Linked DNA regions of Homo sapiens: all the other regions are linked to region 1. A link is a loop called in an ENCODE intact Hi-C map of the cell type or tissue named here. Cell type or tissue: transverse colon. All regions are shown on one strand. Region 1 holds the start of SLC25A48 (solute carrier family 25 member 48). Region 2 has its middle 33 kb from the start of TIFAB. Region 3 has its middle 12 kb from the start of CXCL14.

The links. Hi-C counts contacts between places; a loop is a spot of excess contacts. Peaks named below come from ENCODE experiments on the same cell type or tissue, not always from the same donor. Only the 100,000 strongest peaks of a DNase experiment are listed, where the experiment ranks them.
Region 2: it touches region 1 in a loop (2.7-fold over the local background); 3 of 110 quality-filtered maps call a loop at or near these places.
Region 3: it touches region 1 in a loop (5-fold over the local background); 85 of 110 quality-filtered maps call a loop at or near these places.

What each region holds. Positions count from the first base shown.
Region 1 is chr5:135,833,367-135,835,866 of GRCh38, reverse strand. SLC25A48 (solute carrier family 25 member 48) reads right to left here and starts at 1,204. Exons shown (of 8, transcript NM_001349336.2): 1 at 974-1,204. The coding sequence starts at 1,019. RefSeq lists an enhancer at 1,738-2,239. In transverse colon, a CTCF peak has its summit at 1,216; DNase peaks (open chromatin) are centred at 656 and 1,206; H3K4me3 peaks cover 1,317 bases; H3K27ac peaks cover 465 bases; H3K27me3 peaks cover 2,500 bases.
Region 2 is chr5:135,483,925-135,486,424 of GRCh38, reverse strand. No RefSeq gene overlaps it. Among named protein-coding and RNA genes, the nearest start is that of TIFAB, 33 kb to the right of the region's middle. RefSeq lists an enhancer at 1,022-1,870. In transverse colon, no CTCF peak of the experiment used is centred here; no DNase peak of the experiment used is centred here; H3K27me3 peaks cover 1,799 bases.
Region 3 is chr5:135,565,243-135,567,742 of GRCh38, reverse strand. No RefSeq gene overlaps it. Among named protein-coding and RNA genes, the nearest start is that of CXCL14, 12 kb to the left of the region's middle. RefSeq lists an enhancer at 2,055-2,500. In transverse colon, a CTCF peak has its summit at 1,394 (motif pointing right); a DNase peak (open chromatin) is centred at 1,402.

The DNA of each region.
Region 1 (2,500 bases):
GTCTCGGGAGAGAGGTGGTCTCCTGCTAGGTAGGAGGGGAGGAGTTGGGATCCAATCTGGTTTGTTGTTCTTTTCATCTTATTTTTTCACCCCTTTGGTGAGGGGCTACATTTGCCAACATCCCTTTTAGGATAACCCTTTTAGATGGGTCCAAAGAAAGACTTTTTTTTTTTTTTTTTTTTTTTTTTACAATTAGCAAAGTCCCTCAAACTTCCCCCTTTCCTAATAGCTGAGAAAAGAGGGATAGACCAATTGGAAAGAAAAATGGAGAAGCAAGGAAATGAATGCAACTCTCGCCCAGGCAACCCATCCCAGGCCCAGTAAAAGAGTGGCTTCGGGAGCTGTGGCGAAGGGATCAGCAGACCCAACAGTGCCCGGAGAAGGGGCCTTGGAGGTAGGCGATGGCTGACGGTTGGCGGCGGCTGAAGGCAATAAGTGCTCCTCGCAGCCTGGCAATGGGCACCTGCAGCCGGCGCTCCGCTCCCTGCTGTGAGAGCTCTGCTCCCTCCAGTCGGGACGCCCCGTTGGGCCGGCCTAATCTCGAAGCCTGGCTCCCACCACCCTGCGCCCCGGGATCAGCAGCCAAGCGCTACCCTCATACATAAGTTCCCGCGAGCCACGTCCGCAATTCAGGTGTGCACCAGGTCACTGAAGGGTGTGTGCGCCGCCAGGAGCCTCCATTGGCTGTGGGCTTTGACGAGCTGTTTAATCATTACCTCATCAAGTCCCACGGATCCTAACTTAATGAGCAAATCAGAAGCTCAGCCCGAAACGCTGTGAAGCTCTCAGAATTTAGCCCTGGCAACTGCAAGACCACCAGGGGGATCTCGGGGCCGGGCACTCCCCAAAGCAGGCTGCGCGCACAACGGGGAGCGGGATGGCAGCGCACAGAGGCAAAGTTTCCTCAGAGCATAGAGGCAAACTCCGCCAGGCTCGCTCTCTCTGACCGGGGGTCCCCGGTAAGCACACTCACCTCCGATCCAGCCCGCCGCAAAGTCTTCCAGCTGGAAGCTTCCCATGGCCGGCGCTCGGTCTCGCCCTCCCGGAGCCGGGGCAGTGCCCACTTAGAGTCAGTGGGGCATGGCCCGCGGGCGCGAGCGCGCCGCAAGACCGAAGTCGGAGTCTCGAGCACGCCGCAGGTCCTACTCCAAACCCAGTCCCCCAGTCACCGGCTGCGCGGGCTGCCGCGCTCACCTCTCCAAGTGCCGGAGGGCGGCTGACATCACGCCCCCAGTGGACCTTAAAGGCACAGCACTCTGGGTGGATAAGGGTGCGCTCCGCGCGGCTCATCCCAGACACAAAGAGGCAAGGGTCATCAAGTGAAATTCTCTTAGTCCTCCCTTCTCCGGGTTATCCTCTTCCTTGCCAACTTCAGAGCCTCAGCGCCTTTGAACTGAAAGTGCCAGCCGCCCATCCAGAGACGGCAATGCGCGTATCTCCCTGTACTGTGCTGTGCTGACAATGCTGATTCCAATCAGCTGTGGACTCTCTCCCATCCCAACTCTGGGCAGTGATGCCTTTTTGTTCATCTCAGCCATGTCCCACTCAGTACCCCGTGCCTAGAGCAGGCACCTGGTGGTTCAGGGTCATGTCTAACTTTCAGCTACAGCTCTCTAGGGGCCCAGCTCCCTGCCTGGCCCTGGCTCACCCTACACTGTCCGCCCTGGGCCAACAGAAGGCAGAGGTGGTGCTCTGTACCTCAAACTCCCTCTCTGTAGGCAGACCCTACATTCAGCCAGGCCCCAGGCCAGGGGTCCGTGCTCACTGGAGAAGTGGCCTGCTGTGCGGAGAGGCTTTTGATTACAATGAGAGTGTCTTTCCTCCCTTCCTAAGAAGACTCGAAGCCCCCCAGCGTTCTGCTAGTTTCCAGCAGGGACTCAGCTGTGGGTCTCAGCCAAGACACCCCAAGGTTGACAAGAATGGTGAAGGGTATGGTCAGGAGGAAGGGGCCTCTGCTGGGCCTGCTCTTGTCCCACTGGGCATATTCATGTCACGTCATCCAGGTTAATATGAAGCGACAGCCAGCCAGACCTCCTTCTTCCAAAGCAAGACAGAGCCTGACCACCGAAGCTTGATCCTACAAAGGCCTGTCCACTGAGGAGTGGGGACTTGGAGGTGAAGGGACCTTCCTGCAGCATCACTCCCTCCCCTGCCCCGGCACACAGAGAGTGGACCTGTATCGGGAGAGGACAGCCCGGGATGGAGTCGCCGGCCTGGCTAGGGAAGTATTGCAAAGTTCCAGGGAGGAGTGGAAGCATCACACCCCATCCCGGCACCTCAACTTCCTGCTGCTTATGGTGACCCACTCAGTCTTGAGGCTTCAGAGTTGCCATCAGCATCAACCCCAAGCTGTGCCCTGTCATGCCCGGGATATATGCCTAGGGCTGCTATGAGAAATGCAGGTCTCTGAAGAGTGGCCTTTTACTGAGTTCACCATTGGAATGCATCCACAAGTGGAAAGCCTGACAATTCTCAAAACCCACTCCTCTGGAAGACCACC
Region 2 (2,500 bases), 350 kb after region 1:
CCCACCAAGATGGGACTCCTCCACAGTCCTGGAAGAGCCTGTGGCCTTGACCCAAGTGCCGTGGAGAGACAGTTTGAGCACTCCTCTGAATGGGAACAGAGAGCCCCTGCAGGGGGAAAAGTTCAGCCTGTGAAATTTCTTTCCCTTCAATTTCCTTCTCCACCGGGTCTTGCTCACACAATGCCCATCAAAGGTGTAGCCTTGGTGGTGCTTTTTGCAGCTGTCCACAACACTTGGTGTGTCCATTCTGCATGAAGCGCACACCTCTGGGTTGCCACCATCCTGACTGGTGCACTATAGCACTGCCCCTGGCTGAGAGGCAGGCAGGTAGGATAATATCCCACCCATTCCCACTGGATGGAACTCTACTGTGTGCTCAGGACAAATCAGAACCCTCGAGCTTGGATCAGGCTTGATGAATCAGGCCCCTCTGAATCAAAGCCATTTGCTCACCATAGCCTCTTGGGAAGGGGAAAGGAAGGTGGGCAGATGGGAAGGGGTTAAGTCTCAGCTTGGGGTTCACCCTCCTCATTGCTCCATCACAGACCAGCAGGGTCTGCTCTGATCACCAAGATCCTCAGGAAAACAATGTTACAACCTCCCTTAGGAATTCTGATCAAGTCCAACCATCCTTTTCCCTTTTATCTGTCTTGTCTAGACTAATTTCCTCTCATTGCCTGAGAGCAGAAATGTATTAAGGGCTCTAATTGACCAAGATAATGAAGTATCTGCCACTGATTGTCAATCAGTCAAGTCCAAACTCCTTATTCGGAAGATGGGGAAACAGACCCTAGGAGGCAGTGACTTGCATAAAATCTGGGGTATGGACCTTCTATACCGGGAGGATGGTGTTTCCTTAGTACAGTCTTGCACTGCACAACAACGTTTTTCAGTCAACAATAGACCACACTTATATGACAGTGGTCCCATAAGATTATAAGGGAGCACATATAGAAATCTGACATATGGCACTTGATACTGACATTGCAGATCAAGTAGGAGAGATGACTGATTATCAGTAATGGTGCTTGGACATTTGGTTTTCCATATAAAAATATATAAATAAAAGCATATATACCATCTAGGCTTGTGTAAGTACACTCTATGATTCTGCACAACCACAAACTTACTGAACAATTCATTTCTTGAACATATCCCTGTCATTCAGTCGTATGACTGTAAGTAGATGAACATTCCCTGAAGGCCTAACTCTGCTCTAGGTTTCAGGAAAATACCTGTGAGATACTTGTCTCAGGGCTGATGGGTGACCTTCTGGGGTGAAGGCTTAACCCCTCTTAACCTTTGATCTCTGGCCATCGGTCCCCAACTTCTTCTCCAGGCTAAGTGAGTGCAAATCCGGCATCAGTCTGCCCAGAGGCCACCTGGGGGGGACATAGAGGCCAAGAGGCCCAGCAGGGACACAGCCTCTTTAAGCCAGATCAGTCCTGCCTGAGTGAAGGGAAGCCCAGAGGGAGAGAGGTGGTCACCCTGGGTAGGACAATTGCAGGAGGGACGAGCTGGGCCAGGCCTGGGCTCCACAAGGGCCCCTCTGTTCACATTCCCCGGATCAAAACCCACAGCTGGGATGTGCAAAATGCTCCTGGGAATGGTGAGAGGAGCAGCTGGCTTGAAAACCCCACATCCCAGTCTGGAGCAGGCTCCTCCAGGAGAGGCGTAAGGCCAGCCACGGTGCAGGCTCCAGAGAGCTGGGGACTTTTAGCCTACTTGAAAGAGCAAACAGCTTTCAAGTGCTCTCTGGAGCACCTATTTCAATGCTAATGAAAGACTCTTCTCTACGCATTAAAGCACATCTCCAAAAGACTCCCATGTAAGGGCTGCGTGTCCTTGTGCCTCTGTGTGTGTGTGTGTCTCAGAGTCAAATAGGGCCCAGGAAACAGAGTGCATGGGCTTCTGAGCTTCCCAGTACACCCTGCCCACATTCATCTGAATTAGAAGTGACAGAGAAGGACTTGTTGCCAACATCTCACCCATTTAGAAGTCACTCCAAGAAGGTCGGGCGCAGTGGCTCACGCCTATAATCCCAGCACTTTGGGAGGCCAAGGCAGGTGGATCACGAGGTCAGGAGATCGAGACCATCCTGGCTAACACGGTGAAACCCCATCTCTACTAAAAATACGAAAAAACAAAATTAGCCAGGCGTGGTGGTTGGCACCTGTAGTCCCAGCTACTCAGGAGGCCGAGGCAGGAGAATGGCGTAAACCCGGGAGGCGGAGGTTGTAATGAGCCGAGATCGTGCCACTGCCCTCCAGCCTGGCCGACAGAGCGAGACTCCATCTCAAAACAAAAAAAAAATTGCACAGAAGATCATCAAGCTGTGTGGGGACCTAAGTGAATCAAAGTGTGAGTTCCCAAGTCAGACAATCCTAGTTCCTGTCTAGACTCCACATTACTAGGCAAGATATTGGCCCTTGCTTTGAGACCCTATTTCCTCATTTGGGGCTCACCCCCCTCATTACTGCATCACAGACCAGCAGGGTCA
Region 3 (2,500 bases), 270 kb after region 1:
CCTGCAGTTCAACTCCTCCACCTCACCTGACCGCTCTCAGATCTACTCCACTCAGAGCTTCTCCTGGTCATCCTGGACTGACTACATAATTTGCAGGCCTAGGTGCAAAAAAAAAAAAAAAAAAAAAAGATGCAGGCCTCCCGTTCAAAAATTATTAAGAATTTCTAGACGGCAACAGCAGGGCATTAAACCAAGCATGGGGCCCTTTCCAGACATGCTCTGTGCAACTCACATGTCACAAACCCATGGGGCCAACCCTGCCTCCAGTATCAACTCTAATATCCATATAGGTGACTCATTTTGGTCCTGAATTATTACATAATCTGCACTACAGTTTAACAGTTTTATTTGAACCTGAGCATCTAAGAAGAAGCCCTTCTTAGAAACCAGGAGCTGTGTCATATGCTGCTTTGTAAAAACCTCCCAGAATCTATGATAGCACTTACGAGGTATTCAAACACAGTTGAATTAATATTAGGATCATAGGGAGATCCCTGAGAACATGCTTTCTTCACGCATTCCTGAGCTACTGCTATGTGCAAAACTCTGCTGGGCACCATGGGGAACAGAGGTATGACTGGCTGTGCTCCTTTATCCTCAAGGACAGAGTTCAACCATTCATTCACCCAGCTACTGTTGCATGATTAAACATCTGCTCTGTGCTGGATGCTGGAGATGGCCCCTCCAGAAACTCAGTCTACAGGGAGGCAAAGAAGCTGCCTGAAATTGCCTGTTGGTCTGACTGCCAGACGGACTCACGGCAGACTCTGGGGCAGCCCCAAAGAGCGGGTGTCTCACCCAGGGTCAGAGGAGGAGACTGATCAAGACATCTGTCAGTCCTGGGAAGGCTCATGGCAGATTGCAAGTCATTATCAGGCAAGAAAAAAAAAAAAAAGGTGCTGATTCCATCCTGGCTCTCACATGGCCCGTGGCCGCCACGCCCATGTGCGATGAGATGGGCTAGCTGCGGCAGAGCACCAGGGGCAGAGAAGTAGAGAACACTGGGGGATTTAGAGGAGGCCCGGGAGCATCGGCCATGCCCCAGATGCATGTCCACAGAGCCCAGCCCCAGCCTCAGTCCCCACTCCCCTCTCGCCCAGCTCCCTTCTCTCTGCCTGTCCTGCCAGGACACCGTGATGGGGGCCTCCGGAACCTCAAAGGCAAAGAAGCCCACACAACCCTTCCTGCTCAACCTCCACACAAGGAAGACACCGTGCTGCTTTTTAGAGCCCCTGGGGTGTTTTCTTCTCCTCCTGTTTTTGAAAAGTTACATGGATATTCTTGGAGGTCTTCAAGAAAGCACTAAAACCCTAAGCTATTTTCTTGCTTTCAAAGTAACATTTCCCAGCTTCCTCCACGCAGGTCCGCGCTGAGCCTCACCACCAGAGGGCAGCCAAGAGTCCGGGTGTCTCAGCCAAGAGCTTTCCAAGTTCCCCGAGGCTGCATGAGGACAGCGACAAGGACTAGTGTAATTATTACCTACTGTGAGCCAGACCCTGTGTGGAGGGCCTTACATACCCTATCTCATTGAATCCTGGTAACGACCACAACGGGGGTGTTCTATTGAAGCTCCATTTTACAGATGAGGAAAACAAGGCTCAGTGAGGTGAACACATCACTCGTGTTCACACAGCTAGCAGGTGGAAGAGACAGGATTCAAACCCACGTGTGTCGGGCTGCAAGGAGACTGTCTGCTCTCTGAAGTACACAGTGTCTTACAGTTCCTGTCCACCCCAGCCCACAGGATGCTCCACTGTGCTCTCATGCTCCGGCTCAGGGCTGACCCCCTGTTTATCAAATGGAGATTAATCACCCAGTTAACCTGGGCCACACGAACAACCAGCCTCAGCCAGGTTTGTTTTGCTGGTGTCTAGTTCTGTCTCCTACAGGCAGACATCTGCAGAAATCACATGCTCCTCTAGAGCCTCTCCCCCCGATCCAGAAAGGGAGCCCCGGAGCTGTGAAACGGCTGCTCCAGCTCTCATTTGGTAGACACAAATTCCACTTCAGTAGAGGAGCAGCAGGGTTGGTTTTCCCCCAACACCAAATACACTGAAGACGCAAAATGACCATGATGTCGTCAAGTTCAACTCAACGCTTTGGTTAGAAGCAAAATGATCTTCTGTTGGGTAAAAAATCAATTCAAAGCTGGATTTCAAATAATCTGCCCCATTTCACAATGAGGACAGAGTTGATATTCCGGGATGAGTGGTAGGCATGTCTAATTAGATGCAGATGAGACTCTGATCTAATATTCAAAGTTTTTCCCCCAGAGCAACGGGGATGATGAAGCAACAAGCTCTTTCTTTCAACCCATTGTTATTTAAAGGCAGTGCTCACACAAGAATCATTTCTAAATCACAAAGGCTTTTTTCCCCTGAAATAATGGCCTGCAAAGATAGACTGGAGTTAGGTATTCACATCGGTACAGCCAAAAAAAATGTCATAAGCCAAGAAAAGTACGAGACAAAGCATACCCTTCAATTCATTTATAGCTACT